Regions from separate parts of the Homo sapiens genome. Here all the other regions are linked to region 3. The links are chromatin loops, found by intact Hi-C in ENCODE. Cell type or tissue: heart right ventricle. All regions are shown on one strand. Each heading gives the region's core, and the rest is flanking DNA. Links, peaks and the distances in the headings are about the cores only. Region 1 overlaps PPFIBP1 (PPFIB scaffold protein 1). Region 2 has its middle 16 kb from the start of PPFIBP1. Region 3 overlaps BMAL2-AS1 (BMAL2 antisense RNA 1).

The links. A loop is a pair of places that touch in the nucleus more often than their neighbours do. Peaks named below come from ENCODE experiments on the same cell type or tissue, not always from the same donor. Only the 100,000 strongest peaks of a DNase experiment are listed, where the experiment ranks them.
Region 1: it touches region 3 in a loop (5-fold over the local background); 99 of 110 quality-filtered maps call a loop at or near these places.
Region 2: it touches region 3 in a loop (2.5-fold over the local background); 16 of 110 quality-filtered maps call a loop at or near these places.

The regions. Positions count from the first base shown.
Region 1 is chr12:27,635,879-27,647,402 of GRCh38, reverse strand. It overlaps PPFIBP1 (PPFIB scaffold protein 1), which reads right to left. Exons shown (of 30, transcript NM_003622.4): 5 at 1,255-1,341. Among named protein-coding and RNA genes, the nearest start is that of REP15, 55 kb to the left of the region's middle. In heart right ventricle, for the core only: no CTCF peak of the experiment used is centred there; no DNase peak of the experiment used is centred there; H3K27ac peaks cover 3,233 bases.
Region 2 is chr12:27,503,213-27,513,552 of GRCh38, reverse strand. No RefSeq gene overlaps it. Among named protein-coding and RNA genes, the nearest start is that of PPFIBP1, 16 kb to the left of the region's middle. In heart right ventricle, for the core only: no CTCF peak of the experiment used is centred there; a DNase peak (open chromatin) is centred at 6,732; H3K27ac peaks cover 6,402 bases.
Region 3 is chr12:27,430,208-27,441,731 of GRCh38, reverse strand. All of the region lies in intron 1 of BMAL2-AS1 (BMAL2 antisense RNA 1), which reads left to right. It also overlaps a transcript of SMCO2 not described here. Among named protein-coding and RNA genes, the nearest start is that of BMAL2-AS1, 11 kb to the left of the region's middle. RefSeq lists an enhancer at 4,919-5,484. In heart right ventricle, for the core only: CTCF peaks have their summits at 6,294 and 6,499 (motif pointing left); a DNase peak (open chromatin) is centred at 6,450; H3K27ac peaks cover 649 bases.

The DNA.
Region 1 (11,524 bases), core at 1,833-9,832, 210 kb before region 3:
TAAGAGAGGAAACAAAGTTAATGTTTGAAATAGAAATTATCAAAAATTTGATACTTCAAGGAGAATAAGAAAAAGAACCTGGCCAGGGGTAGGGGGGAGAGGTAGCATGCACGGTGGCTCACGCCTGTAATCCCAGCACTTTGGGAGGCTGAGGCGGGCAGATCACTTGAAGTCAGGAGTTCAAGACCAGCCTGGCCAACACGGTGAAACCCCATCTCTACTAAAAATACAAAATTAGCTGGCTGTGGGGGCATGTGCCTGTAATCCCAGTTACTCAGGAGGCTGAGGCAGGAGAATCGCTTGGATCCGGGAGGTGGAGGTTGCAGTGAGCCAAGATTGTGCCACTGCACTCCCGTCTCGGCAACAGAGCGAGACTCCGTCCAAAACAAAAACAAAAACAAAACCCAGGGAATTCAAATTCCATGAGCTCTTTGAAGATGACACAGATCATAGATGTGTTCAAAGTCAGGGGGGGCAACTCAATATACCCAAAGGTGCCTGAGGAGCTGTTGGGCTAGTCCTTCAACTCTAGTGCTTACAGCAGATCTTTGAGTTTTTCCTCAATAATCATCACTCAGTAAATATACTTCAATTCATTTTGCTCAATATACCAAAGAAAAATGTTTGTGAAGCATTTAAAACATTATGAAGAAGCAAACTCAAATTTAGCCCACAAGGAGGGTTCTAGTCACTGTTTTGTTTTGTCTCACACAGGGTAACATTTTTAAAATTGAAAAATTAAATATATATATTCTGATTTCAGATTCAGAAATATAAACTTACATATATTCAGATGTTATGCTATATTCATATATCTGAATTTCTGCTATATATTAAAATATACTTAAAAATCAGATCCAGTGAAGCATGGTGCTGCACACCTGTAATCCCAGCTACTTGGGAGGCTGAGGTAGGAGGGTTGCTTGAGCCTAGGAGTTCAAGACTAGCCTGGGCAATGTAACAAGACCCCGCCTCCAAAAAAAAAAAAAAAAAAGAACAGATCAGACAACATTGTGCCCGTATTCAGACTGGTCCTGCAAGAGCTGAGGATGATTAATGGTAGCTCCTTTTAAACTGGGTGTAAACACCATCATTCTGCCCCAATCCTCACCACTCCCTATTGTGTACAGATGGCTTATCAGGCTTATTTCTATTAGCAGTCTGATTGCTGCAAGCAATCTGAATTTGCCACCCCAATTTAAAAGGCTTTGTAAGTATGCTGCAAGGAAAGAACAGTATTTAAAAATCACTTGCCTGAAGAACGAGGGATTCTTTATCATTTTCTAAACGTGCCAGCCTTTCTTGATACACATCTCCGTTCCCTGGTAGGTGTCCATTTGTCTGAAAAAGGAAGTAATATGGGTAAGGCTGATCTTCTCTAAGAATGATATATCGTAGATAAATGAAAATCACAAGTGTTCTTAGTCCAAGGGGCCTGAATTGAATCTGCACAGCTGTCACTGTCAAACAGAAAATACGAGAATGCAATTTGGTTCATTTACCACAAAAGAGGTAAGACAGGCATGTTAAGCATATAGGCATGTTTTGCCAAAGTAAACAATTTCTTATCAAGCAGAAAATAATGACCCACAAGGAACAGTGGATACTGGTATTCTTCACTGAGAGCAGACACACACCCAGGGGCAGGCAAAGCTTTGTGAGTATGTAGGGGGCACCCCGAGTTGTTGAGGTCTGTCTCTCTTCCTCCAAAAGCTTAAACACTCAGGCCACAGTGACTTCCCCTGGTAGCGCAGACTAGCCTCACTTATCTCCATTTTAACACTTTTTGTCCTGATCTTATTAACTTGTGAGTTTGCTTCTTTGTATAACGTTACCTTCTATTCCAGGGCAGAGCCTATAATTCGTTTGGTAACCTCCCCAGCATCTGGCTCAGTGCTCTGTGTATATTGATGCTTACTATTTCTTCCCCTCCCTCCTGCCCCCCACACTTTTTTAAAAAAAAATCATGTTTCAGTATATTTATGCGTGGTATAAATGCCAAAGGAAGTATAGATTGAGAAACGATGTATAGATTGTTTCTTCCTCAGCTGCCTCACATGCAAGTCATGAAAAAGACACACAAAGAGGCTCACAAAGAACAGAAAACCTAAAAGCACCACTTTGAAACGTACGTAGTAGCATAAGTGGTGTCTCTCATAATCTCAACATAACCATAAGATAATGTAATCCCAATAGAATTTCCTGATTCTTCATTCAAATACAATAGAAATAAAAGCCAGCTGAAATCCGAAAGTGTTAGATGGGGCCACCCAGGGTTCAACTGAAAAAGAAAATAATACCTTCAGATTTAGAACCAGAAAAAATACAAACTGTATAACTTTACTGCCCAGGACACATCTGATGTGACATCTACTGTTTTTCCAGAATTAACTGATACCATTGTTCTATCTTTCCAATAAATGCAGTTTCTAGTATCAATTCTTGGAATAATAAAAGTCATGTGCTGGGAAGGGGGAAGAAAAAAAACAGGGCTTGAATGAAAAGGAAAATTTCAGAATGTTTTTTCTAAAAACTTTAGCATACTGAATACATTTTCCAAAAGGCCACTAAGAATCAGAGGCTAATTTAGTAAGGGTGCAATGCATATTTAGAGTGGATTAAAATTTTAAAATCAGCTGCTTTGCCACATACCTCTACAATTACCACGGCATAATTCTGCTCATATTGTTAACTGAAGTGCCCAGCATTAAATTACAAGTATTATGAAGAGTGTGATGGAGTGGCCTGGACAACTTCCATTCCTGGGGACTAACATAAAAATAAATTGTGCACAACTTCTCAAGGGCAGTTTTTTGGAAAAGAGCCAGGATGAATAACGCATGTTCTCAATCTTAAGAAAGTGCCAAGACAGGCCCTGTAGAGCTTTAAATTCCTTATTTTGATTATGGACATTAACAGCCATCTGTTTTTAAAATCCCATACAAGTAACAATAGTTTGGAAACAGATACATTTCAGTAAGTAGAAAAAAACTGCTGTTTAGTGAGGACAAAAAGTAAAACTGGCCAAGGGTGGTGGTGCATACCTGTAATTCCAGCACTTCGGGAGGCTGAGAATTGTGTGAGCCCAGAAGTTTGAGGCCAGCATAGGCAACATGGCAAGACCCTATCTCTTAAAAAAAAAAAAAAAAAAAAAAAAACTTAGCCAAGCTTGGTGGTGTGCGCCTGTGGTCCTAGTTACTCTGGAGACTGAGGGAGGGGGATCACTTGAGCCCAGGAGGTGGAGGCTACAGTCAGCCATGTTTGCGCCACTGCACTCCAGGCTGGGCAACAAAGCAAGACTCTGTCTTAAGAAAACAAACAAACAAACTGATCTTTCTTCTGGTTGGAGGAAATTATAGCAAGATGAGAGCAATGTTTCCTCCCAAGCTACTTTGTATGATATGGAAGTGAGGTGTTCCAAAACCAGTTCTCCAAAATTAGCCCCAAATAGAAACAGATACTGAAAATTGGCTCAAAATTAGCATATTTATTTTTCTCAGTACTGTATTGATATTTACAAGCACTCATAATGCTCAAGGGTAGTTTAGTATATTAAAAGTCACTATAGGAACATAAGGCAGAATTTAAGAGTGATCAATGTTATATCCTTGTGTTAACTTAAGTAGGTAAAGACTGTTCTGTCCACCTGTGTTTATATTTCTGCCAATTTTGTTTCCTTTGCATTAAGAATGTTGGCAGTAAGATCCATTAGGTAAATACCCTATTGTCTCTATTCTTCCTTCAACTCCCACGTTCTACCTACCAGGTCACTCAAAACCTCCCCATATATGGCATGCTCTTTCACACACTACTTTTATTCCTTCTGCACGGACCGTCTTTTCCCACCCTTTCTTCTTCTTTCCCCATTCCTTAAGGTCCACCTCTATCAGGGCTTGGTCTGTGAGGTCTTCCTTGAATTCACTGTTTGCTATATGCCAGCGACAGTATCTACATGAACCTTCATTACAGCAGGCATTACTCTGAATGCACTAAGGTTAGACTTGACTGCATACATGTCTCTCTCTTCTAATAGACTCTGCATTCTTTGCAAGTAGATTTGCCTTGGCATGTGACATACAGTGGGCGATAACTAAATGTCTGTTGAATGGAAGAATGACGATAGGTGTTCAATAAACACTAGTTGAATACAAGATGACTGCAGGTTTGGTTTTGATCTGCCCTTCTTGCTTCTCAGTGGGTCTTTATTTATGTGTCCTCTATAATCTGGTATGCACGCCATGGTTGACCTCTATCTAGACTGGCTCCTTTTTCCTCCTGTACTCTCTCTTCCCACTATGTTTAGGAGGTGATCTCAGAGCCTTTGTCAGCACCACGCTCTAACCAACTGAGCTAACCGACCGCCTGATCTCAGAGCCTTTGTAATGGACAATAGTTAAGGCCATCTTGTGTGAGCTCCCTTAGACACCTTCTTCCTCAGTGCGTAATAGTATAATATATATTACCTCTTATTTCTTTCCTTTCTTTCGTCCTGCAGGCTTGGGAGAACTGATTCTTAACTCCTTCCTGAAAGCTCATCATTCCACTTCTACTTTGGAACCTTGATTTCCTGTTTTGCTGGGACCTGTAATCACCACTTCTACTTATCATTTTCCATTTCTTCCTTTTAATGAGCTTTCTTCCATTTTCCTTTACAACAACTATCCCAAGGTTTTGTACCCAACACTCCACTCACCTCCCACTCCTCCCTCTCAGATCAATCTGTCTTTCATAACCCATGTCTACCTCCTCTTTACATGGTGCCATTCTCCTTTCCCCATCTACGGGCTGACCTTCTGGGTCTTGTCTTAAACTGTGCTCTTTAGTGTTTCATCATATTCTGCCTCAGGTAGATGACTAATAATTTTATGTGAGTTGGTCACTCAGCCTAAGTTTCTCAGTGCAAAACTGTCTTACGTTTCTTTTGATTCTTCCATGGTGCTTGTAAAATCCTGAGCACGTAACTTAAAATGTATTTAAGTATAAACTCTTGTTGAGTCGATCTGACTTCCACAGCATATTAGAGAAGCCTAAATCACTTTACCTTTCTACTTTAGCTCATGGTGCAACCCCTTATTGACCGCATTCAATCCAGCTAAGTCGAAATTGGAGTCAACTTGGGGACTTCAACAGTACAGTATCCAACCAATAGTGTGTATGCAGAGTCAGTGGGGGAGATATAACTCAACTGTAACATTGGTACTTTGATTTAATTAAGGAACTTATGGCCTCTGCCAGGTTTTCCTGGCACAATGGGGAGAAACACATCTAAAACGCTTTATCCCTCATAGAATTACAGAATCTTAGAGCTAGCCAGGAACCTCACCCGGAAAACGAATTCCCTGACTCTACATGGCAGGTGCTACACATAACATTAGAACACCATCTACTTTTCCCTTCACCATCTAAGTGGAAAGCCTTCTATTTATTTATTTATTTATTTATTTATTTATTTATTTTTGCAGTTGCAAGATTTAATATAGTGAAAACAGAGCTCCCATACAACGGGAGGGGACCCAAAGGGGGTTGCCACTGCCAGTTCGAATGCCTGGTTTATATCCCGATCATTGTCCCGCCCCCTGTGTTCTCAGGTGATAGATGATTTGATTATTTCTTTACCTCCTGCTTTTAGCCTAATTGGTATTTTAGTGAGCTCTCTTTACTACCTGATTGGTCGGGTGTGAGCTCAGTTACAAGCCCCGTATTTAGAGGTGGGTGTGGTCACCTTCCCCAGCTAGAAAGCCTTCTTTTTATATCAACTTCCTTTTAATTATGAAGTATTACAATCAAGCATAAAGACATAATAAATGTTAACATCTTTCCTTTGTGTCTGTTTAAAAAATGTTTTTTATTACAGAAAATTTCAAATAGATTTAAAGTAGAGAAATGCACGTGATGAAACCCCATGCACTTGCCATTCCATTTCAATAGTTATTACTTCACGGAAGGTAGGAGTCTCACCCACTGTTTTTACTTATAACATCATGCTGTGTTTTCCTTTGATTTTCTGGGTTCTATTGGTTTGCATTGGTCTACAGTTGTCTTTCCTGTTTCCCCTTTGTTTTGCTTTGTTCTTTCCTGAGCTCTGCTGTCCTGTCTAAATCCAAAATCAACATACAAGCAGTGATTTGCCACAATAATGCTTATTTATTTTATAAAACAGAAACTAATTTTGAGTGTAAGATTCCTAAATCAGAATGGTAAGTATCTAAATTAAAATGGGGAAAAGAAAACAGCCCCCTTTTTAAGGTCAACAAATGTTAAAGCATAGCTGGATTAGTAACACTGCATATACACAAATACACGCACACACCACATTCCAGCCAGTCATTATACTTATTTTTAAAACTAGTTATTAAAATTGTCACGCAGTCTTGATTTCATAACTCTGTTTTTAAACATTCAGGATCAAGAAAGGAAGAGTAAGGCTCAGTCCATGAAATCTCCTTTAAGTAAACATTATCTCTAGTTACCAAAAGAAATAATTACTATGACAGCATTTTGTACTCAGAATTATACCTCTGCCACGCATGCAAACATTTCCTGCATGCCTGCTCTCCACTAGACTCTGAACTATGAGGAGAGATTGAGATAAGACTTGAATCTTTCAGCCATGAAGAGCACAGTCATATTGCATTTGAGTTCAATACCATAATAAGGCATCTTACACCACTACTGTCCAAAGAGTCAAAGAACATGATATCAGTGATGCTGGAAACCAAGCAACCAGGCAGTGGCAGTACTCCGCTCCCCTGTCCTCTCACTGGGTGTGGTGGAATGAGGGCATGAGCTTCGCAGTGGGCAACCCGGGGGTGGGGGGCGGGTACATGTTTAGACTATAATATTACCCTAGTCATAGGTACACACCTAAGTCCCCTGAATTTGGGGAGGACAGAGAAAAAAGAAGTTCCCAGTGTTCCTAAAAGCGAAGCCCCAGCTCCTATCTCAGTATAGCAGCAACTTCATTCATTCAATATCGTGATTCACTCATTTATTCAATATTTGTTGAAAGCCAGCAATGTGTGACAGGATACGAAGATCTAGAGGAGGAATCTCTCTTCCACTTTGGGAAGGATAACATGAGACCAAGAAAAAGTCCCTATTGTTCTTGTCACATTTTCTTTCTTAACTCACTTTCCCAAAGGAACAGGGAAACCTCTTTCCCTTCAGTCCTAACAAATACCAGTGGCCTAGGATTCCATGAAAAGCACATCTTTTACCTCTGTAAACTAAGAATTCTGCCGATTTGATCAATTTGTTTTTCTGTGTCTGTGAACACTTTCTGTGGGAGTTTACTTGAAGACTAAGGGGAAAACTGCCTTAATTTTAGCTAGGATGTCTCAGTGAGGCACCGCATAACTCAGATAATTGTGATCACATATGGGATACAATCTTAAGATGTACCTTGTTTGCCAAGGCCTGAGAAAACATTTCCTGGAGGCACAGATGAAAAGCAAAGCTGGTCAGAAAGCAGCAGGGATCGGAGGGTGGTAGGACGGGGACTGCTTCGTGGGGCTGGGAGTCAGGGACTCAGGAAGAACAGCCAGCAGCCCTGCAGAGAGCATGTCCCGTGGCTGAACTCTTTTAAGTTATGAGTATTTTTATTTTTATAGCAACTTTTAAAAATATACATTTGGGATTAATATTATCTCACTTTTAATGTAAAAATAAGAGAGAAGGGTATTATGATGATTTAACAGGTCAGAAGCCAGTCCAGAACACCTCACTTCACCTGTTTACCTATCTCATGGGTGATGATGCCTGCTTTGGCGTTACTACCATTAGTATTCACCATTAGTATTTCACTCACTTTGTTGAAAATTGTATTTTTGTAATTTCTGCTGACTTTGAGATGGCCTCATAATTAAAACTGCCAAATAGCCAGACACCTTCGGGATTTCACCACCTGATCCTCTGTTGACATGGATCAAGGTCATGATCCTCAGTTAAAAAAACATTATAAGAATGTTCTAGGGCAACTCATCAAGTTAGACCTAAAGTAAGTAACTACTTGCTTAACTCAAACAATTAGACGTATTTTTCCATTTTCCTTCTTAAATCTGGAGCTTCATAAAGCAAGTAATTCTCCATTATTAATATCTGTGTTAACACATTATATTTCATAATTGAAACAGAAAATTCACCCTCAGTAATTAAACAAATATGTCATAGTCTACAGTTTTTTTTAACCACAGGAGACGCACTTCTGAATTTTAAAAGAAATTTGTTCATTTCCAGAAGCCTAGAGCTACACTAATAAATTCATTCTTATAGATTTAATGTCCCCTCACTGTAACAGGCTACTAGTGTTGGTATTTTATCACATTCAGTGTCTGATCATATGAAACAAACAGGCAGGAGCAATTAGCAGCAAAGAAATAACCTGCATCCTACAAGAAACCAGGGGATCTCCCTGGCCCAGGTAAAATGATAATTCCAACTGCAAATGCCCAGTTGCACTAATGAAAAGGTTAGTATCCATCTTAAAGTACAGGGCCTCTCAAGTTGGCCATCATTAAACATGAATGGAACCTTAATTATATGTCTGTTATTATTAACAGATACATAATTATTTCCAAAAATTTTTGAATTTAAGTTTTTCTAAAATATCCCAGAAGCTTCTCTTCAGTCAGAGGAATGTTTGTACTCTTTCATTGCAAGAAGTGAACTATGTATGGGTGGTTTGTAACCTAACTCCCATTGCAACTGGACCCAACTCCTTCCCTCATTGCAAAGGGTTGCTCTTAAACATTTTCCCTCTACTCTCTATGCTCTGCTCTTCAGTATTACCTTTCTGACAAGCCTTTGACCAGGCATATCAATAAGTGCTCAGCATATGTTAGTTCACAGGGTCCTTACAATCCTAAGTGGCAGTAACCATCATCCCCATTTTACAGACCAGAAAACCAAGACACAGAGCTTCAGACATTTTCACAAGGTCATATAAGCTTCAAAGACTTAGGGCCAACATTAAAATTCAGGTCTGCAGTCACTGCAGCCTGCATTTGAAACTGCCTAGATACAATCCTGCCTTATCATTCACTGCTTCCTTTTTTAAAACATCATAATCTCTTTTATTTGGGCAGTTTTCCCATGTTCAATATGAAGGGGGAATTTGCTAGGATTCTGTGTTCCTTAAATTCTAGGATGCTATCAATTTTAATTTTTTATTGTGGTAAAATATATATGTAAAATTTAGCATTTTAACCATTTTAAAGTGTACAGTTCAGTGGTAGTAAGTACATTTACATTGTTTTGCAGCCATCACCATCATCCATCTAATTAACTCTTTTCATCTAGCAAAACTGAAATTCTATGTGCAGTAAGTATTATCTTCCCATTCCCCACTCCCCTCAGCTCCTGGCAGTCACCCTTCTACTTTCTGTCTCTAAAATTTGACTATTCTAAGTACCTTATTAATAAAAAAAGGAAAGAAGGGAGAGAGGAAGGGAGGAAGGATCCGAGCTAAAATGTATACATATACCCATTTTAAGATCATAAAACACATCCCAACTTCTGAAATATTAAATTGGAAAAATTTAATATTATCAGCAAATTACTAAATTATAAGTATATAATCTTCTACTTGTTGGATTCCCAATGCTGGCCCAAGTTGCTTTTTGGTTCTAAAATAAAGTCTATCGTGGTAGGTGTGTGGTGACAACTTAATTTCACACCTATGCTTTTGTGGTTCCAAACAGCCAGCCCTCCTCTCTTCTTCTTGCTTTGTTTTTTGCCTTTTGCTGTCTTTCTTCTTTCATCCTGTCATTCTCTGTGTGCTTGAGAAAACACACTTAATTTGGAAGGTTGGGGGCAAGGTGAGGAATTCATATAGATAAGTTAGATGGATAAAAATAAATTTAGCAACAACAACAAAAATTCCTTATCTCTCTGGATCTACATCTAGTTTATTTTGTTATTGTTACTTTTAGGATAAAAACGGAATCTTCATTAGTTCTGTAAAATATTTGTCATTTTGTGGATTCTCAAGGTTAAAATGTCAAATAATAAGACACAAAGCAACTGAAAACACAGATCAACAAGCCATTACCCATCCAAAGAATAAATTTAAAACAACTTCCATTCATTCAAACATGCAATCCACTTTATCATTCATGGAGCATCATTCATTACAAATATAACTACTGAGCCAGGCATTCTTCTAAGCACCAGGGATACAGTAATTTTTTTAAAATAAGGGCAAAAATCTGATTCCTGATGCTTACATTCCAATTGGAAAGACAGAAAATAAATGATATAAACATCACAAACACATTGCACATAAGAAAATGGTGAATGCTAAGAACAAAATAAGCAGGGAGATGTAAGACAAGGAATAAATGGGTATAATTTTAGTTAGGGTGGTGATACAAGGCCTCACTGAGAGCATGACTTTTGAGTAAACACCAGGAGAATGTGAGGGAGCTAGCCATGCAAATATCTGGCGAAAGAGCTTTCCAGGCAGAGTGAAAAGCCAGTGCCTGGAAAAGCCAGTGCAAAGGCTCTGAGGCCAGTGTACCTGGCATGTTTAAGAATCAGTGAAAAAGCCACTGTGCTTGGCGTGGAGCGAATAAGGAGATGTGTGACAAGAGATGAAGTCAGAAAGTCATGGGGGGCAAATCCTACGAGGCCTTGCAGCCCACAGTAAGCACTGTGGTTTTTACTCTGAGTAAGATGTGATGCCACTGGTAGTTTCTGAAAAAAGGAGTGAGTGTCATGATCTAACTTATATTCAGATGTAACCATCATTACTTTTTATCATTTCTGAAAATACTTTCACAGAACAGATTAAGCACATGTTAATGGACATGTTTTAGACACATGTCAAAAGCTGAACTACAGGTACGCTTCGGCTACTATTGCCATTGGTGGCCTCTGGGTGTGGGATAGAAATACGTTCTTCTAACAATAGTAAATTCCTTTTTCACTGCATGCTAAATGGTCAGAAGAACATGGAGTAAAGAAGGGGTGAGATAGGACATTGAAATAGACTAAGGAATATGTCAGGAAACACCAAGTACAGAGCATGAAGCAATCCCCAAAGAAATCAGCAAACCTGGACCCTTAAGTCTCTGGAGGAGAAATCTGTAGAGCAAATAGAAAGTATAATAGTAAGGCATTATGTGTTTTAACAAGTAAAATAACTCCAGTTTGTGTAGCTGCACCCCCACTAAAGGATAGATTGTACTATTCGCTCTCAGAAACGCAGAGGTAAACCAGGTGGGAACACAGAGTATTCAGCACAGGACTGGCTGGGAGCTCTAATATTTGTGTCACATCATATGAAAATGTTTTAGCTGTAGGATGTACTCTTAAGGTTCCCAAAGCAAGCGGTTTTCATGTCTACCACAGATCATAAAGTAGATCACGATTCTTTCATACAATTCTTATTAGCTTTTATATCAACACAGTTAACTCATAAGCATATGAGTGCATCTTACTGAAAATTGAATATCCTTTAAGCACAAAATATCTCCTTTCCTCTGTCCTCCACTGAATCTGTTTTTGTGACATTCTTTAGATTTTA
Region 2 (10,340 bases), core at 2,326-10,325, 72 kb before region 3:
AAATGGCGAAAAAGAAAACAAACTATTCTTTCTTGTGATCCTGGAACTCAACCCAGGCACGACAATTAATGTCAAACTTTGAACACCTTTCTGGGTTGCCCTTTCATGTACTCTGAAAGCTTCGTCCTAGAATCTGATTTAATCTTCCCAACAGCCCTAAAAGTAAGTGCAATTATTACCCCCACTTTCCAGATGACAAAGCTGAGGCCTAGAACCAGAATCGGCTCCATGGGTGGGTAACACGTGCAGTTGCACAGGGCTGCTTAGAGTGGTCCCCATACTTGGTTTAATGCTTGACTGTTGCTGTCTTGAAATTCTTAGAAACTTTTAAACAAGGGAACCCACATTTTCATTTATGCTGGACCCTGAAAATTATGTCACTTATCCTGCCTAGAAGGGTTAAGTAACTTTCCTGGGGTCCCTGGATTAGTTTGCTTGGGTTATCATAACAAAGTCCCACAGGTCAGGTGCCATAAACAACAGAAATATATATTCTCATGGCTCTGAAGGCCAGCAGGCCAACATCAGTGTCAACGCAGGTGGTACCTTCTTCTGAAGCCTCTCTTCTTGTCTAGTGGATAGCTACCTTCTCTCTGTCACTTCACATGGTCTTTGGGATGAAGGCCCACCCTCTTGGCTTCATTTTAAATTAATTACCTCTTTAGTTGTCATTTCATAATTGTTTGTAATAAAAATGGAAAACAAAAATAAAGAATAAAAAAAAACTTACTCAAGTCAATGTAGCTAGTATGTCATAGGGCTGGTTTGTCTACCTTGAAAGTTAATATAATTTCACTCCATCAGAAATTTCTTTAGAAAAATATGAGAAAGGTACATTTTCAAAATTAATAACTTTAATGAAACTGTATAAGAATGTCTCCAACAGTAGCAGAAAAAAATCAGAATATTTTATCTTTTAGTGGACAATTATCTAGGCAAGTTAACACACTGTTTAAGGCTAAAGACTGAAATACATATGACACATACATATCTTAAATTATATATGTCTTTATTTTCATTCATTATTTCCCCTAAATCATTGTATGGTTTTTTGGAGACATTATGAATTAGATTATTCAGGTGCTCAGCCAACTTTCTCACAGTGTTTCCATTTATGTAGCATTTGGATGGATTATTATCACCATACTTTCTTCCTAATGTCTTATGATAACTTAGTCAAGGTTGTGGGTTTTATGCCGGCATGAAATTCAGATATTATAAATCTGAGCTATTCATTCAGTAACCTTAATGTGGAGGCAAAGATGCTGACTGATCACTTGTGTAATGATCTACTGCATTCATTCTCCATGATCCATTTGTTTCACTCCTAAAACCAAAATCTTTTTTTTAAAAAGGAATCATTTGACACTAGCCGATGTTGAATTTCAGCTTTGCAGTTTTCTGTAACTTGAGAGCATATAAAATATACAATGAAGGGTTATTAAAAATAAATCAAACATCTTAAAAATAAAAATAAAAAATAAAAAAATTTAATTAATTACCTCTTTAAAGACCCTATCTCCAAATACATTCACGTACCAGGGGTTAGGACTTCCACATATGAATTTGACAGTGACAAAATTCTGCTCATAACCCACAGCCACTAAGTGGAAGAACCAGTACGCTTTTTTCCCTTCACTATGTTCTATTTGTCTTCATGAAATACCAGTGTGCATATGTAAGAGCAACTCTTCTTATCACTGGTTGGAGAAGCAGAGGCACAGAAAGGTCACTACTTGCTATTGTGAACAAAATGGCAATACAGGGAATATGTTAGTGACAGTCCTGGGACTAAATCTCAGCTCGCTTGATGCTAAATCTACTGCTAGGCCAGTATTGCTTTTCACAACCTACACACACAGACACGGATGCCAGAAAAAACTGTGTCTCTCTGCAATTATAGGTTCTTGGGCTGTCTGCCTTTGGTAGATTTCAAAATAGCACAGTTGATTCTGTTTCCAGCCAGGAAAAAAAAACATCATTACTCTTCTACTCACAAGCATACAAAGACACCTCTGTGGAATGAATCCAGCATACTGTATCCTAGCCTCTTTATCTCATTTTTGGCTGGCTCCAAGTATGACCAGTCAGCAGTGAGAAGAAAGTTTGCTGAGATAACCAAGGCTTAAGGTAACTCATTTAAATGATAAAACAGGAAACTCACTTCTAGTTTGGACCTGGATTGCATTTTAATGTGAACAGATCTGGAGTCTGGAACTGAAGACTTGGAATCGTACAATTATATTAAGTGACAAGGAAGGGAAGGAAGGAATTTCTTTTGAAGAGTTCTTGGGTGACAGCTGAGCAGGGAGAAGCATTTGTTACGCTGTGGCTTTTGAGTGGAGGGCGAAGGGTGGCAGATCAGGGAGAGAATATTCTGGTCCTAGTCCTGGCTCTGGCACAAACGTTGGGCAACTGACTTTACCTCTCCAAACCTTAGTTTCTTTTCTGCAACATGATGCTTTCAAATCCTATTTATCTCTCAAGTTTGGTGCGACCAGTGGGGTGTAGTAAGTGTTCTTTGTACAAACAGGAGAGCATGACATACAATTTTTCATTTAAATTCAGTTCCCAGTTATTGTAATGTGATATTTTATAATACATTACTTTAAAATAATTTTCCCTTATGATTAAAACATTGTACATCAGTGGGGAAACCAGACAATACCTTGACCAGGTGATCAAAATTAACATCACCAATGAGGGGCAGATGGACTTTGTATACTTCCGGAGATGATATCCTGAAAAGAACTCAACACCACTTAGGTAACATTCTGGCCAAAAATGCATAATCTGAATCTAATCCTGAATAAGCATCAAACAAACCCAAACTGATAGACATTCTGGAAAATAATTGGCCCTACTGTTAGAACATGTCAAGGGCATGAAAGACAAAGAAAGGTTGAGAAAGTCATCCAGATAAAAGGACATTACAAAGACTTGACAAGATTCCTAATACAAGATCCTAAACTAGATCCTACATGGGAAAGAATTTCTATAAAGACAGCATTGGAACAATTGACAAAATTAGAATGTAGGTGGTAGACTAAAGTAATGTATCAATGTTAAATTTCCTAAATTTTACAGCCATATCATTGATCTGTAAGAGAGTATTTTTTGTTCTTAGGATATACACTTCCAAGTATTATAAAGAAAAGAGAATGGCAACATAGCAAGACCCTGTATAGAAAAATAAAAAATAGAAAAAATAGAAAATAGAAAAGAAAAAAACAGAAAAATAATAGAAAAGAAAAGAAAATTAGCCCAGTGTGGTGACCTGTAGTCCTAGCTACTCAGGAGGCTGAGGCAAGAGGATTGCTTGAGCCCAGGAGGTAGAAGCTGCAGTAAGCCATGATTGCACCACTGCACTCCAGCCTGGGTGACAGAGTGAGACCCTGTCTTTAAAAAAAGAGAAAGAGAGAGAGAGAGAGAATGATATATGCAGACTTTCAAATGACTCAGGAAAAATTATAGAGACAGGGAAATTAATTTAGCAAATGTGGTAAATGTTAAATATTGGTGAATCTACATAAAGTGTATATGGGAATTTCTCATTCTAGTCTTGCAAATTTTCTGTTAATTGTAAGAATACTTTTTAATACAAAGGCTTTTAAAAAGTTAAGCCTGACATGATGGCTCATGTTTGTAATTCTAGCACTTTGGGAGGCCAACGCAGGTGGACCACTAAAGCCCAGGAGTTCGAGACCAGTCTGGGCAACATAGTGAGACCTAATCTCTAAAACAAATGTTAACAATGTGCCAAGCATGGTGATATGTGCCTGAGGTCCCAGCTACACAGGAGGCTGAGGTGGGAGGGATCGCTTGAGCCTGGGAGGCTGAGTTGGGAGGGATCACTTGAGCCTGGGAAGTCAAGGTTGCGATGAGACATGATCATGCCACTGCACTCCAGCCTGGGCAACAGAGTGAGACCCTGTCTCAAAATAAATAAATAAAGTTAAAACATTCACTGCATAAATTTTTCTGAAGAAGAAAAGTCACTTACAATCCTACCATCCAGAGAAGACTGTTCACTTTTTGTGTGTACTTGATTTCTCTAGAAGAACGAGTTATTTGGTGGCAACTGAGCAGCATGAGCATTTGTTGTGCTTCAGCTCACAGGTGCAGTGGAGGGGGAAAAGAGGCAGATCAGTCCTGGTTATTCGTTTGTTGGGGCCTGTAATCTAGTCTGATCAGGTGGTTCCCAGGAGGAAGTCAGCCTGGAGCTTCTGGGAAAAGATTTTCTCCCACTCTTTCCTTCTGTTGCATAAAAATGTTTGGAGCCACGGCAGCCACCTTGGGACTATGACGGGAGAGCCAAGAGAATGGAAGAAATGGTGACTCAGAGCAATGACACCATTGAGCTGCTCAACTAACCAACCCTGGAACCACCCTCGCTGTGGATATTTTGCCACATGAGATAATAAGTGTCCTTATTCTTTAATCCAATATAATTTAGGTATCCTGTTACAGATAAAAGCATCTCAACTGTTAAACCTCTACTTTTATAGAAGTTACTGCAACCACTTGCTTTGCTTGTTTATCAACACATGCAGCAAAAGCCCTTCCAAAGGGAAAAAGTCATGAGACAAAATCTGATTTTTGAGCATATGGCAGTCTCACCAGCCAGAAGCTATTGGGACAGGCAGTGTGAGCTCCTACCCAGAAGGTGGGAAAGGAAGCCAACATAATGCTCTGGAATGGAGAGGCCTTCAGTACTAGAAAAAGTAACTGGACTTTAGGCTTGAAGAGAAGATTCAGTTTGGGGATGAAGTGGAGAAAGCAGAAAACGTTGTAGCCCCTGAAGTAGCTCACATCCAAGCTGGGTGGAGAGTGAGGCCATTGGCCGTTCCTTGACTATGTCAATGACCTTTGCATCTATATTGCTTCTGGGAACAGTGGTCAGTGGCAGAGATGATGCCAGAGATGGCCAGGGTTGCAGGTGGTTTCCAAAACCTGTAGCACTGGTGAAAGCTGCACTTGATATTGAATAAATGTTAGTTCATTGATTCATTAATAATTTTTGTTTGCTTGCTTGTTTTAGAGACAGGATCTCACTCTGTCACTGAGTCTGGAGTGCAGTGGCACAATCATAGCTCACTGCAGCCTCGAACTCCTAGGCTTAAACGAGCCTCTCACCTCAGCCTTCTGAGTAGCTAGGACTACATGCACCTGCCTTCATTCCCAGCTGGTCATTCACAAATATTTTGTGAACATTTACTATCTTCTAAGTAGTGTGCTATATGCTAAATATGCAGGGCTTAACATGGCATTGTTCCTGCTTTCATAGAACGTACAATCCAATTTGGGGAGGCTGCATGTCACTTGAAAAGGACACAGATATTGCAGCCAGATAAATCTAGATTCAAATCCTGATGCTACCTTTTACAGTGGGACTCTAAACAAGTTACTATCCTCTGTGCCTCAATTCTCTCATGTATAAAAATGGGGATAATGATAATACCTGGCTTATAAAATAATTGTGAGGATTAAATCATAAAATGTGCATGAAGTACTTAACACAGTGCATGAAACATACTAATGTTTTTAAAACAACATGACTGTTGTTAGTTATTACATATTATTGTTATGTGTATATCTAGCCCATTTCCTCCCTCCTGGTTACCTACCCCTTTTAAACCTTGACCCCCTCATCCTGGGTACAACTTATTCCTTTTCCTCTTTAGCCTTTTAGCATTCAGACATGTTTTCGGATATTTTGTATATAATGTGATGTCTATATAGTCCTAGTTTAGTCTATGCTTTTGTGGAGCTTACATTTTCATGGAAAGAGACAGATAAACAATAAACCTAATAAGTAAATTATATATTATGGTAGAAGTCATGACAAAAAATAGAACAGGGCAGGTTTGGGAGAGGTGGGATGGGGATGGGAGGAATGCAATTTTAAACATGATGGTTATACGAGCCTCATTAAGAAGACGGCATTTTAAAATTCACTATTTTAAAGTGTACAATTCTGTGGTTTTTAGTGTAGTCACAATGTTGTACAACCATCAACAGCATGAAATTTCAGAATATGTTCATCATTCCAAAAAGACACTCCAAACCAATTTGTAGTCACTCTTCCCGACCTCTGACAGCCATTCTTCTGCCTTGTCTCTGTGGATTTGCATATTCCAGACACTTTATATAAATGGAATCACTCAATCTGTAGAATTTTGTGTCTGGTTTCTTTCACTTTACATAATGTTTTCCAAGGTCACCCAGGTTGTAGCATGTATCAATACCTCATTCTGTTTTGTGGTTGAATAATAACTCTATTGTATCAGTACACCACATTTTGTTTATCTATTCATCAGTTGATGGATATTTGGTTTGTACTTTTTGACTATTATGAATGCTGCTGCTATGAACATTCACATACAAGTTTTTATGTGGATATATATTTTCAATTCTTTTGGATATATACCTAGGCATGGAATTGCTGAAGGTATATGGTAACTCTATGTTTAATTTTTTGAGTAAGTGTTTTCCACAGTGGCTGTATTATTTACATTCCCACCAGCAATATAATAGGATTCTAATTTCTACACATCCTCACCAACACTTAGTATTATCTGTCTTTTTTATTACAGCCAAGAAGATAACCTTTGAGCCAAGATTTGAAAGTACTGTGGGAGTAAGCCATGGAGAAGAGACTTCCAGGCAGAGGGGCTGGCCCAGGCAAAGCCCTGGTGACCAGAGTGTGCCTGATGTGTTCCAGGAACACCAAGATGAACAGTGGAACTTGAGAAGCGTGATCGAGAGGACAAGTAGAATAGGATGAGGCTTGAGCCAACAGAAGGCAGTGGCCAAATACAAGTAGTTGAAAGGACTTTGGCATTTACTTTGAAAGAAATGGAAAACCACTGAAGGGGTTTGGAGCAGAAAGGTGACATGATTTGACCTGCATTATAAAAGAGTGTCACTCTGACTGCTGAATTGTATGTGGGCAAGGGTGGAATCAGGAGAACGAGAGCAAGTTGGTTGGTTTTTGCAACAATGGTGACATGCAAAGGTGGTTGCTATCAGGGAGGTGGTGAGTAGCAGTTGAATTCTGCATGTGTTTTAAGCAACAAGATTTCCTGACAGACTGAGAGTGGAATATGAAAAAGGAAGGAGTCAAGCAAGACTTCATGGCTTGTTGTTCACTTATTTTTACTTTAAGATATATCAGGAAGTGTGTTCAAATTCATTTCTTCACTATTAGGTCAAACCCAAAGTTCTTAATTAAGGCAATCTCACACGTTTAAAAATATTATTCATGGTAATAATAATAATACTCAAAACCTATTAAACATCAGGCTCTTTAATCCAGCAATCTCATGAGGCAGGTATTATTTTTCTCAATTTATATATGAGTAAACAAAATCGTGAGAAATAACTGGCAGCTCCCCTAATTTTTGTCCCTGCTTCCAACATAGGATCAACTAGAGAAAGTCAAATATGCACCCCCTAATCAATCACCTGGGATGTCCCAATCAGGGCTTATCCAACCTTGCCTTTTTCCCACTCTAAAGCTTTCCCACTCCTCTGCCTGCCTTTGAGTCTCTGCCAAAATGCAACTGATGGACTCCTTTGTTATTGCAAGCTCTGAATAAATAGCCTCTGCTTGTTCTCATTTGACTGTTCTTTATTTCCACAAGTGTCTTAGGTAATGTTCTCTGGGAAAAGGACTCTGAGACAAAGACTTGCACACAGGTTTACTGGGGGACACTCACAGGGTGGACAAATGTGGAGGGGATGGTAGAAGCAGAATGGGGCAGATGGAGATGAAATGTGATACAATTGCACTAGAGGCCTCAGCTGACCCCACCAGGAGCTCTGCGGCTAGGATGGCCCTCTAAAAAGGTACCCTGGGTTAGGCATTGGATGCAGACCACCCTTAGGGAAGGAGAGGAAGCTTAGGTTAGACAACTGTCTTTGACTAAGGCCAAGTCCAAAGTAGGGTCTTGCTATGAACTCTCAGCAGATGGGGAATGGTTGTTTGGATCCCCCTCCAGGGAGAGAGATTAGCTGACCCCATCCAAACACAGTTGACAGTGGATCATGTCTTGAACCCAACTTTAAATCCAAGTTCAAAGCTCCTTTCACTACAGCATAGCTGTCTTCACCTAAAAACATGACAAATGGAGATTTTGTGAAACTCATGTTCTTTCCTCTTAGTCCAAAACCAAAAACATATTTATGCAGTGATTCAGACATTTTTAGCAAATGGTTTAGAGTACAGCAGTTGGCTCAATTGAATATGGCATTAAAATATCTGAAATAAAACCCGACCTGACCAACCAAAAGCAGTTAGCTGAGTTACCACACGTAGACATTCATACCCTCTTAATATTTCCATATGTTACTAAATGTTTCCCTCTCTCAATAGAGTACTGTGACTTCCAGCTTCCCAGCTTGAGATGCTGATGAATTGAAAACAAATTGATGTGAAAATATTACCATTCCCACTTCAAAGATATTCATCTCCCAGGGAAAAGTATCCCATCTTAGTCAAAATCCTAATCAAATATGTCTTGGAAGTTAGTAAAATATTAATTTATTCTTTAAAACAATCTAGTCCTCTAACTTACTTTGTCTTTAGTGTTATGTGACTATCACAAGATTTTAAGCTTTATTGAACTCACTACTTCTTTTTGGGATTTACGGGTAAATCAACCAGTACTGTTTCTAGTTATGGGAACTTACCTGATGATTATAAAAAACATACACCAAGTTCTATCTATAAATTTGTCTGAATAGTCCTTGTATCTGTAAACAAGATAACTGTGACTTTTTAAGATCTGTCAGCATAGTCCCTATCACAAGACCTTTTGAATATGTTAGTCATTGCTCCCAGAGCTTTTGGCTCTTTGCCTTTCTGTGTGTCCTGGAAATTCCTTTACGCTCACCCTTTCACCCTGCTCCCAAAGAACCTTGATTAACCTTGTATGGGATCTCAGCTAATTTGTAATCCCAGGTACCTTTTGCCCATAGAGCATGGTGTTCTTAAACTTTGAGTTATAAGAATTGTTAGGGGAATCTATTAAAATAGAGGATATCAGAGATTCATACCACATTTAAAGAATCAGAACTTCTGGAGGTGATGCTCAGACAAATGTAGAATTAAATGCCTCTTTTTGGAATTCTGTTAAATATCACAGCTTGAGAACCACTTGCAAACAAATTGCATATTTCTAGCAACCAATACGCCCAGTTTTCTGGCTACAGAGTATCAGGATAAAAGTGATGATTGGAGTCCATTCTTTTCAGCAGCTGTGTACATAATGACAATCCATGGAAGTAGAAACAACAGGCTGGATTAGGCCAACAGTGATCCATCTCTATGGTAAGACCTATTAAAAATGTTAACTAAATAAATGCAAATAATAGGGCTGATCTAAGAAAAATATCTGTAGAAGAAATTGGCATGGCCAAGTGATTGCTAGAACACAAAAATAAGATAGTAAAGGAGTTGAAAATTATTTCAAGGGTGTGGGAAGATGGGGGCATTGGAAAAATGGCTGTGATTGAAATTATTGAACAGATAAATATTGAATATAGGACTGAGGTGAGGTGATAGGGAGGCTGCAAAGATAAGAACCACATAGTTTAATTTACTTCAACGGGTATTTATCAAGTCCATACAAACTATGTGCACCGCATTTTCCTACAGTGTACCAAGGCATGGTTACCCAATTTGGATTTTTATTTTTAAAAATAAAGTTCCCGGGCCGGGCACAGTGGCTCACGCCTGTAATCCCAGCACTTTGGGAGGCTGAGGAGGGCAGATCACCTGAGGTCAGGAGTTTGAGACCAGCCTGGCCAACATGGTGAAACCCCGTCTGTACTAAAAATACAAAATTAGCTGGGCGTGGTGGTGCGTGCCTGTAATCCCAGCTACTTGGGAGGCTGAGGCAGGAAAATCGCTTGAACATGGGAGGCGGAGGTTGCAATGAGCTGAGATCGCACCACTGCACTCCAGCCTGGGTGACAAGAGTGAAACTCTGTCTCAAATAAATAAATAAAGTTTCTGGATCCTGCATTAGCTCTACTGAATCCAAATATCTGGGAATGGGGGAAGTCTCTAATGTATAAAGCTCCCCAAGAGATTCCAGTGCATCTAATCAATGGGCCAGCATTTGGGAATCACTATTCCAGAGACCAGAAACATGAATGAGGCATAGTGTTTGTTTCTAAAGACTGTACAAACTGGTATGGTGAGCTCTATGCTGTACCAGCTTTCCTAACTTTGTTTTATATTCCTGGCTTCTAAATTTTACTCATGGTTTTTCTTTTCTCTGAAATGCCTTTTTGTCATTTCTGCCATGAAAATATTATTCATCCTTCAAGAT
Region 3 (11,524 bases), core at 2,032-10,031:
GTTAGGCCTATTAGATATAGTGTGTAATTTAACCCCACTGTTTCCTTGTTGATTTTCTGTCTGGATGATCTGTCTATTACTGTGAATGAGGTGTTAAAGCCCGCACTATAATGGTACTGCAGTCTCTCTCTCCCTATTAATGTTTACTTTATATTTTTGGGAGCTCTGGTGTTAGGTGCATAGATGTTTATAATTTTTATATCCTCTTCCTGAATTGACCCCTTTATCATTATATAGTGACCATCCTTATCTTTTTTATAGTCTTTGATTTGTAGTCTATTTTATCTGATATAAGTATAGTTAGTCATGCTTGTTTTTGGTTTCCAGTTGCATGGAATAGCTTTCTCAACCCTATCACTTTCGGTCTACGTGTATTTTTATAGGCGAAGTGGGCAACTTGAAGGCAGCATGTAGTTAGATATTACTTATTTATCAATTCAGCTCCTCTATGCCTTCTTTATTATTATTTTTTTGAGATAGAGTCTTACTCTGTTGCCCAGGCTGGAGTGCAGTGGCACGACCATGGCTCACTGCAGCCTTGACCTCCTGGGCTCAGGCGATTCTCCAATCTCAGCCTCCCAAGTAGCTGGGACTACAGGCGTGTGCCACCGTGCCCAGCTAATTTTTATATTTTTTTTGTGGAGACATGTTTTGCCATGTTGCCCAGGCTGGTCTCGAACTCCTGAGCTCAAGTGATCTGCCCACCTCAGCCTCCCAAAGTACTGGGATTATAGGCATGAGCCACCATCCCCAGCCACTCTATGCCTTTTAATTAGAGAATTGAGACAATTTACATTCAGTGTTAGTATTGATAAGTAAGGACTTACTACTGTCATTTTGTTGCTTGTTTTCTGTGTTTTGAGACTCCTCTCTCGCTTTGTGGTTAAGTGATTATCTCTAGTAGTATATTTTAAATTGTTGCTTTTTATTTTTAGTGAAGCTACTATAGGTTTTTATGCTGTGGTTACCTTGAGGCTTACAAAAAACATTTTATAGATATAAAAGTTATTTTAAAGAGATAACAACTTATCCTAGATCACAAATAAAAGACTAGAAACAAAGGCCAAAAAAAAAAAAAAAAAACCCACAGAAAATTCCACACTTTAACTCCACCACCCCCAGCACACATTTTGACTTTTAGTTGCCTCAATTTATTTTAATATTGCCTGTCTCTTAACAGGTTGCTCTACCTATTGTTGTTTTTGTTAGATTTATCTTTTAGGCTTCATTCTAGAGTTATAAGTGGACTGCACACCACAAGTACAGTCATAGAGTATTCCGGGTTTGTCTGCGTATTTAATTTGCCAGTGGAGGTTATACCTTGAATAGTTTTCCTTTGCACGTTAGTGTTTTTTTTCTTTCAGATTGAAGAACTACCGTTAGCTTTTCTTGCACAACAGAACTGGTGTTGGTGAATTCTCTCAGCTTTTGTTTTTCTCTAAAAGATTTTATCACTCCTTCAAATGTGAATGACAATTTTGAGAATACAATATTATTGAGTGACAGGTTTTTATTTTTCTTTTAGCACTTTGAAAATGTTTTTCTATTCCCTCCTGGCCCCTGTGGTTTCTGTTGAGAGGTCTGTGGCCAGATGAACTGGAGCTTTTTAATATATTATTTGCTTCTTATCTCTCACTGCTTTTAGGATCTTCACTTTGTCTTTAGCCTTTGGGAATTTGACCATTAAATGCCTTGGGGTAGTTTTATTTGGGTTGAATCTGTTCGGTGTTCTAAGACTTTCCTCTACCTGCACATTTATATCTTTCTCAAGTTTAGGGAAGCTTTTTATCATTATTTCTTTGAACAAGCTTTCTACCTTTTGCTGTTCCTCAGTTTCCTCTTAAACACTAATAATTCTTAGATTTGGTCTTTTGAAGTTTTTTTCTATATCTTGTAGGTGGTCTTTGTTCCTTGTTCTTCTTTTTCTTTTTTCTTCTCTATGTATTTTCAAATGCCAGTCTTCAAGCTCACTGATTCTTTCCTCTGCTTGGTTCATTTTGCTGTTGAGAGCCTCTAGAGTTTTTCAGCTCAGCAAATGTATTTCTCAGTTCCAAGATTTCTGTTTCAGTTTTAAAAAATCATTTCAGTGTCTTTGTTAGATTTCCCTGATAAATTTCTGAATTGTTTTTCTGTGTTATCTTGGAGATCGCTGAGTTTCCTTAAAACTGCTGTTTTGAATTCTTGGTTGGGGAGCTCACAAATTGCCGTCTTGTTAGGGTCAGTCACTGGATTTTTGCTTTGTCTTTTTGGCGAGGTGATGGTTTCCCATTTGCTTTTGTTTCTTGTGAGTATATGTCTACGTCTTTGCATTGAAGGATTAGTTATTCAAGTCACTGCCTCCTTTTCAATTCTAGGTGACCTTAAGCTAAGGTTCAGCTTGCCTATAATAAATGGTTGAAGCACTGCCTGTCCCAAATGGGGAAGGTCCCAAAGGGATTATCCCAGCAGTGTGGGAATGCTGGCTAGGGTTCGTGCCCAGGGGTCCTGGGGAACATACCTCCTAACAGCCACTTTTATCTGGTGTCTCCTTTGGCCAAGTTACAGAGCAGAGTTTCTGGGCTGAAGATGGTAGCCCTGCCTCCCTAATTGTCTCTGCCTATCCTTAGGGATATCTCTCCCATGAAACAGTCCTAATGCTACTTGTGGGTTAAGGCAAGGACAGTTCTCCTGCCAGAAAAACCAAAAAGGTGAGGAAGCTTATTAACCACCTCAATTTCACTTTTCCAGTGCAGAAACCGTAAGTTGGATGGGGATTTTCCATGTGGTTCATGTCTTGCAGAATGGGGTGGAAGGGGTATTGCAGGTGCAGAAGTCTGGTTCTCCTACCACTGTCTAAGAGTTCTTCCATTTCTCTGTGGCCCCAGGAACTGTCTCATCCTCATACTTGAGCTCTGGTTTGTTGCTGGTGAAGATCTCAGTCCTATATATTTGTTTGTTTGTTTTTTTGTGGGGGAAATGGTGGGTGGGTGGGTGGGGGGAGAAGCCAGCTTGCTTCTGTGTGGCCATTTTGGAACTGGAAACTCCAATCTCCTGTATTTGCTAAACTGGCAACTCTAACATGTAAAGGATTGATACAGATAGATGAATGTTTGTTGAATGAATGACTAATGTAGTTGATCAGATGTATAGAGTAAGAAGGAGAGATGAGTGAATGATGTCTTCCAGGTTCCTGGTTTGGAAAATGGGCAAATATCGGTACCCTTCAGAAAAATAAGGACAATAGAGGAAAAGCAGGTTAGGGAAGAAAGGCAAAGTGATGAATTGCACTTTGGACAGGTTGAGGTTAAGTTCTCCCTGGAACATATTAACAGATATGACCAGTAGGCTGTCGGCTGCATTGCTCTGGAGCTAAGGAGAAGATCAGGATGGAATCATAGGTTTGAGAGTTATCATCAATTAATGGTAGTAAAGCTATAGGAGTGGATGAAACCACAGAAAATAAAGCAAGTAGAAAGCAGCCCTAGGATGAAGCCTAAAGGAACTCTGACATTTGAATGGCCAGCGGGTTAAAGGAAAACCAGGAGTGAGATATCACAGAAGCTGAGGGAGGAAGATTCAAGAAAGGGAAGAAGTGGTCTGCAGTGACTAACATTCCAGAGAAATAAATGTTAAAGAACACCAAGAGGTCAGTGGTGACCTTGAAGAGAAGCATTTCAGTGGAGGAGGTGAGACAAGAAGTGAATTGGAGAAGTGAAAGCAGGAAGCCCGGGAGTGTAGGCAAGTCTTATAAAAACCCAACTGTGAAGAGGAGGGTGGTCACTGGAGAAAGACATGGGGCCTAAGGATGATTGTGTTTGTGATCAGAGTAAACAGAGCAGGTTTAAATGCACAAGGGAAGGATTTAGAAAAGAGGGAGATGTTGAAGATACAAAAGAGGGAGACAGACTGAGGTGTTGAGGGGAAATCAGATACAGAGCCCAGGTGAAGGGGTCTTTGGACAAAAGGAGCTCTCTTCCATATTGACAGGAAGTAGGCTGGAGCTGCGCATGCAGGTGAACTGGTAGTTTAGGAAAAGGAAACTGATTTATGGCAGGAGAGCTCTGTGCATAGATTCTTTCCCCTGAAGAACCCCCTTCCCTTTGTGAACTGTTCATGCCAGTTGTACTTATAATATTTAACAATGTGAGCTGAAGGAATCAATTTAAAATAAAATCGAGTGAAATAAAATCAAACTAAATGAAATCTACGCTTTGGGAAAATCCTTTAAAAGGTGAGTTGCTACTTTTTTGGGTCAAAGTAGGTGTGGGCAAAATCAACCATAAAAGTTTGGATTAAAAAAAAAACCCAAAATTGCTTTCACCTGTATTGCTTTACCTAAAAAGTCCAAACTGGACATCGTCAATGATAAATCATTGCCATTATTTTTGCAGAACTCCAATTTATGGACCTTCTCCAAAAGGTGTTGGCTCTAACTCAGATGATTAACAAATGGATGCCCACTATGTTTTGTTTTTGTTTTTTGAGACAAGGTCTTTCTCTGTCACCCAGGCTGGAGTACGGTAGCACCATCATAGCTCACTGTAGCCTCGAACTCCTGGGCTCAAGTGATCCTCCCGCCTCAGCCTCCCAAAGTGCTGGAATTACAGGTGTGAGATAATGCACCCAGCCCCACTTATGTTTTAAGTTAAAATAAAATGTCTACATCATATATATGTTTCTTTTTTGGTGATTTCCTGCTTTAATAAGCCTTTTCAGCTAATGTAACAATGTGTAGTCCCAACCACATCCCATAAGGGGGTTTCTGCTGTACTTTGATGGTGAACATGGCGAAGTGATATGCATAGTCATCTTTTGTAAGGGCAATGTGGTGACATGGAAAGTTTGAAGAGAGTGAAAAAGTCTGAAATTGCTGTTAATAGGGAATGGGCAAGACAACTGGCTTCATAAATATATGTAGCCTTACTGTCATGCCCTATGTATCTATATCTAGCCCATTACCAGGAGGGGCACTATCTTACCACCTTACTCTTAGCTAGCTCACCAGGAACATACCTGGGGGTCAGTGGACGGAGCTTTCCTTTACTTGATCCATCTGGGTCAAGTGGATGGAGTGGATGGAGCATTCCTTTACTTGATCCATCTCATTACTTTTAAATTCATACAGAGTCAACCTTAGCTAGGCACCCGGAAGCTCATTATTTCCCTGACCTCCCTCAGTCTTTCCTTTCTTTTGTTTTCTTCTTTTCGTTTCTTCCTCTTTTCTTTTCTACCCCTCTCCTCTTCTGCTAGACCCATCCTGTGAATGCCCCCACCATGGTCAGGGCTGGAGGAAGGATTGTTCCTGGCTGCATTCTGGCAGGACAAATGTGGATCCATCTGGTTGGTCACTCCTTAGTTTTCCATATGGTTCCCACCCATCCCCTACACTTTCCATTCTCCAAAGTGCAGTATTAATAAGGTAAAACCAAACCAAAACAAAACAGACAAAGCAACCTTTGTGTTGTTAATACTGATGAGCTCCCCACCCAAGGTGAGTGCTGCAGACTGAATGTTTGTGTTTCCTGATTCATATGTTGAAATCCTAACCCCCACTGTGATGGTATTAGGAGGTGGGACATTTGGGAGGTGATTAGGTCATGAGGGTGGAGCCCTTGTGAATGGGATTAGTGCCTTCATAAAAGGGGTCTCAGAGAGCAACCTTTCTCCTTTTCTATCATGTGAGGACACAGCAGGAAGACAGTTGTCTATGAACCAGGAAGTGGAACCTTCATCAGATACTGAATCTGAGAGTATCTTGATTTTAGATGTCTCAGCCTCCAGACTGTGTGAAATAAATGTTTGTTGTTTAAGCAATCTAGTCTATGGTATTTTTGTTATAGCAGCCCAAATGGACTAAGATAGTAGGAATGGAAAAGATAGAAGTGGGTGAAGAGAAACAAGAACCCCACGCTGCCTCACTGAGGCTCATTGGTGGGAGACCATGAATTTATACAGAACTGTGACTTTCTCCAGAGATGCCTGGTATCTCTAGTGTAGAAATGGGGTCACCAGAGAGCTGAACTGACCCAGAGGTGGGAATTTTTGGAGTCACTAGAGCCAAAGATAATGGGGCCAGGAGGTTGAGAACATTGTCAGAGTAAGTGAAGTGATAACCTTGGACCAGTCTGGGTAGGGAAAGAAGAAGAGTGAGAGAGAGAAAGAGAGAGAGAGACAGAGACAGAGAGGAGAGAGATGGGGGATGGGGGGGAGAGAGAGAGAGAGAGAGAGGTAACAAAGCAAAATAGGAATCAGATGAGTGGTGGCATCAATGAAGATAAAGAACAAACAGGAGAATGTTTTTTTCCTGCCCCTTTTGACAGAAAGAAAGGAAAACTACCTCTTTAGAGTTTAGAGTAGGGGTTCTTCATTATGGGGGCGGGGATTTTGCACCCCACCCTCCCAGAGGACATTCAGCCCTGTCTGCAGACATTTTTGGTTGTCACAATTGCCGGGGGGGGGGGGGGGGGGGGTTCTGCTGCCATCTAGTGGATAGAGGCCAGGGATGCAGCTAAACAGCCAACAGTGCACCGGACAGGCTCCCACAGCAAAGAATTATACAGGATGTATAATTAAAGAATTATACAAATGTCAGTAGTGCCAAGGTAGAGAAACCCTGCTCTAGAAAATGTGTCACTGTCATCTGAAAACTGAAGTCATCTGAAACCCTTCAAAATGGGAACATTACCCAGGAGTATAAAACGTGCCTGGCTAGGGAACCCCAGCTTCTCAGCACAGTTTACCCTGCTATGAAAGAGAATGTGAAGGTCTCCAAGAGGACAGGGAGATTTCAGGAGCCCCTTGGAAGGTGGTGGTTGTGAGTGGAACCTTCCATGGCCTGGTAGCAGGTGCCGCCTCGTGTAGCAGACAGCTTCCTACAGACACTCCCTCAGTCACTGCAGCTGCCCATGGTGTGGGACACCCCTTCCATCTCTAGAGCAAACATGCCCTCTTATTTGACTTACAGTACCCCCTTCCCTTAAAATGTCCTCTATTTATATAAGTTTGGACTATTTCCATAGCTGGGGAATGGCTACCTTATTTTCTCCTTAAGCTGCCACAGATATTACTAGTCAACTTTGCAGTATTTTTTTCTTCTTGTTTTTTTAAATAAACTAATTGTCTAAATCCAGTGATAAAAAAGAATGGATCTTTTTCAGTTGGTTTGTTTTCCTGAAACATATCTTCTTTTTGTGTTCTAAAGATACATAGACAACTTCTGTACTCAATTTTGCTACAGAAGGAGGGTCATTGTTTGACAGCTCATTAGATGTTATATTTGGAAAGCTGTCTCTGTATTTTGCTCTTCAAATGTGGGGAAATTCTATTATTACTAAGATCACAAAGAATAAGAAGCCTCAACAAGTCTAGATAAAATGGACCAAGCTAATACCAGACACAAAGCAAGCAATAGTTCTCTAACAGTAGCGTGTCTCGGAATCACGTAGAGGGCCTATTACATGTTTCTGGGCCCCATATTCAGAGTTTCTGATTCAGTGGGCTCAGGTGGGGCGCAGGAATTTGCATTCCTGACAAGCTCCCAGGTGACACTAATGTTATCAGTCTCAGGACCACATATTAGGAACCACTGTAGATTCCAACATTTATTTTTGATGGATTCTGTTTTGGCGCTAGGTTATGTTTCAGAAAGCAGCTCTTTATTTTTCAGAACCACATAGCATGTTACTCTCTAATGGTTGTTCTTGTGGCCACACATCTGAGGTTGGAAAACATTAAGCTTTAAGATGTTTTGCACAGGGAGGTGGGAGTTGCAGTGAGCTGAGATGGCACCACCGCACTCCAGCCTGGGTGACAGAGCCAGACCATGTCTCCAAAAAATGTTTTGCAATCTTGCACGTTCAGGGCAACTGTTGGTATGATTTTTAATAACTTTGCTTATTTTCTATGACCTCTTGAGAAGAAATATTTTAATAATAAATGCTCACCAAAACTGTATCTATGTAAACACATAATCTAGAGTTAAAGGAAGAACGGCCTCTAGGCAGTAGGCCTAAGCAGCCATGATTCCTCATTTGTGTAAAACACCAGCTAGATATCCAATTAATAATGACTTCATTCCTTTTGTGGCTTAGTTTTTCAATATTTTTAATAATTATAGTTTAAAATAATCACTAAAAGTTGGGTAGAGTTTTAGAATTTCCTTTCTCCTGACACTTTTGCAATGTTCATTCCTGGTTGAGAATATGATATATGTGTGTGTGTGTGTGTGTGTGTGTGTGTGTGTGTGTATACACATCTGCATCTGCCCATGGTGTGGGACATCCCATCTCTAGAGCAGATGCCCTCTTATTTGACTTAGAGGTAGCCCCCTCCCTTAAGATGTCCTCTTTCTATTTATATAAGTTTGGATTGTTTCCATAGCTGAGGAATGACTACATTGTTTTCTCCTTAAGCTGCCACAGATAATATTAGTCAACTTTGCAGCTGTACTCTTATGCTGTTAATTTTTCCTTCTTGTTTTGTTAGCGACCAATCCTCTAAATCTAGTGATAAAAGAGAATGGATCTTTTTTAGCTGCTTTGTATTCCTGAAAATGCTAGCATACACACACACACACGTCTATATGTGTGTACGTGTATGTTTATTTTTTTCCTGTTTTTTAACCTTTAAAAATTATACATTTTTGTGGAGACCAAATTCCACAAGATAGTTACGATGTAGAATAAAGTTGACTAACATTTTCCAGAGAACTGACACCAATGTTATAAATGGCCATTCTGTAGCAAATACTGGAGAACTGCTTCAATAATACTATTTCATACAAATCTAATTTCATAGTATTTTAATAGAAACAATATAACAAAAATGGTTCTGTGGACAAATCAATATAAAAAATGAGGATTAATCAGTGAAAGAATTTGTCTGGGAGGATTTCTCAATGAGTTTAATATGCTTGTAATCATTGTGAATCTGCAGCTATGACTGTTTTTCAACGTGACATGTTTGGAGAATTCTGCTTTAATGAATATGCTTTTGGAAGTGTTTTTGAAGACATAATGACAAATAGATTTCATGTCATGTGTCACCTCAGTTGATCATGAATGGTTGCCTGGAGCTCTGTGTTGAAAAGGGTTCTGAAGCCCACTTTGGGTTCAACAAGAAAAACGTGATATTTCTTTAGCTGCACCTGCTGGAGATGTAGAGAGGATATGGTACAAATGCTATCCCTCTTTTAAATATGAACAGGGATGGTTCTTTTTTTCTGTCTCCCATTTCTTCTTATATAGTTGTATAAATTAGCCTCTCATATTTACAATGCTGAACTGAGTAATGATTTACAAATACAATTTTCATACTACATATTTCAAGAAATTTCCTAAGGTTTTCAAAATGTATTTCATGGCATTTGTTAAAAGTTTCTAATGTATTTTTTTTCCAAAATAAGTACGACACGTGCTTCAGCAACTGAGATGGAAATAGACACCAAAAGCACAAGCAACAAAAGCAAAAATAGACAAGTAGGACTGCATCAAACTTAAAAGCTTCTGCACATCAAAGGAAACAATAAGTGGAGTGAAAAAACAACCTATGGAATGTGAGAAAATATTTGCAAATCATGTATCTGATAGGGTGTTAACATCCAGAATATATTTTTAAAAACTCCTACAACTCAACAAAAAAACCAAATAACTTGATTTAAAAATGCGCAGAGGACAGAAGATATACAAATGGCCAACAAACATCGAAAAGACACCCAACAACACTAATCATTAGAGAAATGCAAATCAAAACCACAATGAGATATCACTGCACACCCATTAGGATGGCTACTATCCAATAAACAGAATAATAGGAGTATAACAAGAGTTATAATAAGAGTTGGCAAGGATGTGGAGAAACTGGAACCCTTATGCACTGGTGATTGCAATGTAAAATGGTACAACCACTACGGAAAACAGTTTGGAGATTTCTTACCTTAAAAAAAAGAAAAAGAAAATGGAATTATCATATGATCCAGCAATCCCACTTCTGGGTATATGTCCAAAGAATTGAAAGTAGGATCTTGAAGAGATATTTGCACACCCATGCTCCTGGCAGCATTATTCATAATAGCTAAGAGGTAGAAGTAACCTAAATGTACTTCAATGGACGGATGGATTTTTTTAAAATGTGATCTACAATGGAATATTATGCAGCCTCAAAAAAGAAGGAAATTCTGTCACATGGTACAACATGGAAGAACATTGAGGCTATGATGCTAAGAGAAATCCAGTCACAAAAAGACAAATACTTCATGTATTTGTATTTAAAGTATTCGATCTTTAGAAACAAAGCAGAACAGTGGTTGCCAGTGGCTGAGGAGAAGAGGAAATGGTATGGAGTTTCAGTTTTGCAAGATGAAAACATTCTAGAGATCTGTTGCAAAACAACATGACTACAGTTAACCACTAAATGTGTGGTTCAGTAGTGTTAAGGTAGTAAATTGAGGCCAGGTGCAGTAGCTCATGCCTGTAATCCGAGCACTTTGGGAAGTCGGATCACTTGAGATCAAGAGTTCAAGACCAGCCTGGCCAACATGGCGAAAACCCATCTCTACTAAAAATTTAAAAAATTAGCCAGGCATGATGGTGCACACCTGTAATCCCAGCTACTAGGGAGGCTGAGGCAGGAGAATGGCTTGAACCCAGGAGGCGGAGGTTGCAGTAAGCTGAGATCGCACCACTGCACTCCAGTCTGGGGCAACAGAGCTGTCTTAAAAAAAAAAAAGATAGTAAATTTCATGTGTTTTTTCATAACTAAATATCTTTTGTAAAAGAAATTGCTGTGCTTTGAGTTCAGGGGGTTAGGGTCCCCGAGAGCACACAATAAATCAAAGGTTTATCAAAATCACAGTTGAGAGCATGCATCGAGCTGCTCGGGTCTGGATTCTAACTCCACTGCTTATGAGCGGTGGGGTAACCTTGTTAAGTTACTTAACTCTTAAGCCCCAGTTTGCTTGTGTGTAAAATGGGGGATAATACCAGCATTTATCTTCAGGATTCTTAGGAGGCTTACATTAATACGTGTAATAGGCTTAGGAACTGTGCCAGCCACGGTAAGTATTTAATAAAGGTTCGATTTTATTCTTATTCCCTCAAAATTTCAACAACGCAAGAGAATTCAGATTGTAGCATTGGGCAGATGGTTCCAAGAATAAACATGTTGGAATTAGATTTCTGTATATAACAAAAGTTTAAAGGAATGCTAACACAGCCAAACTGTTTCTGAAAGTTTGGTTCTAACACAGTGGAACCTCCTGGGTTCGAGCAATTCTCCTGCCTCATTGATGGGTAGTCTGATAAATTAAAAACTTTAAAAGGAAATGTTAAAGTCAGAAAAAGCCACTATTCCCTCTGTTTTCTTATATTTTATAAACAAAATATATAGAACTATATTTTATAGTTTGAACACTTTTCAGAAAATAAGAGAAGAAAAAGTGATATACTATCACATAATGGAAAGATCAGTATCAAACTCTACTGTGTTTATTAACTTAAACAGCTTGGTACTGGTGAAAGAACAGACAATCACATTAATTCAACTCCCT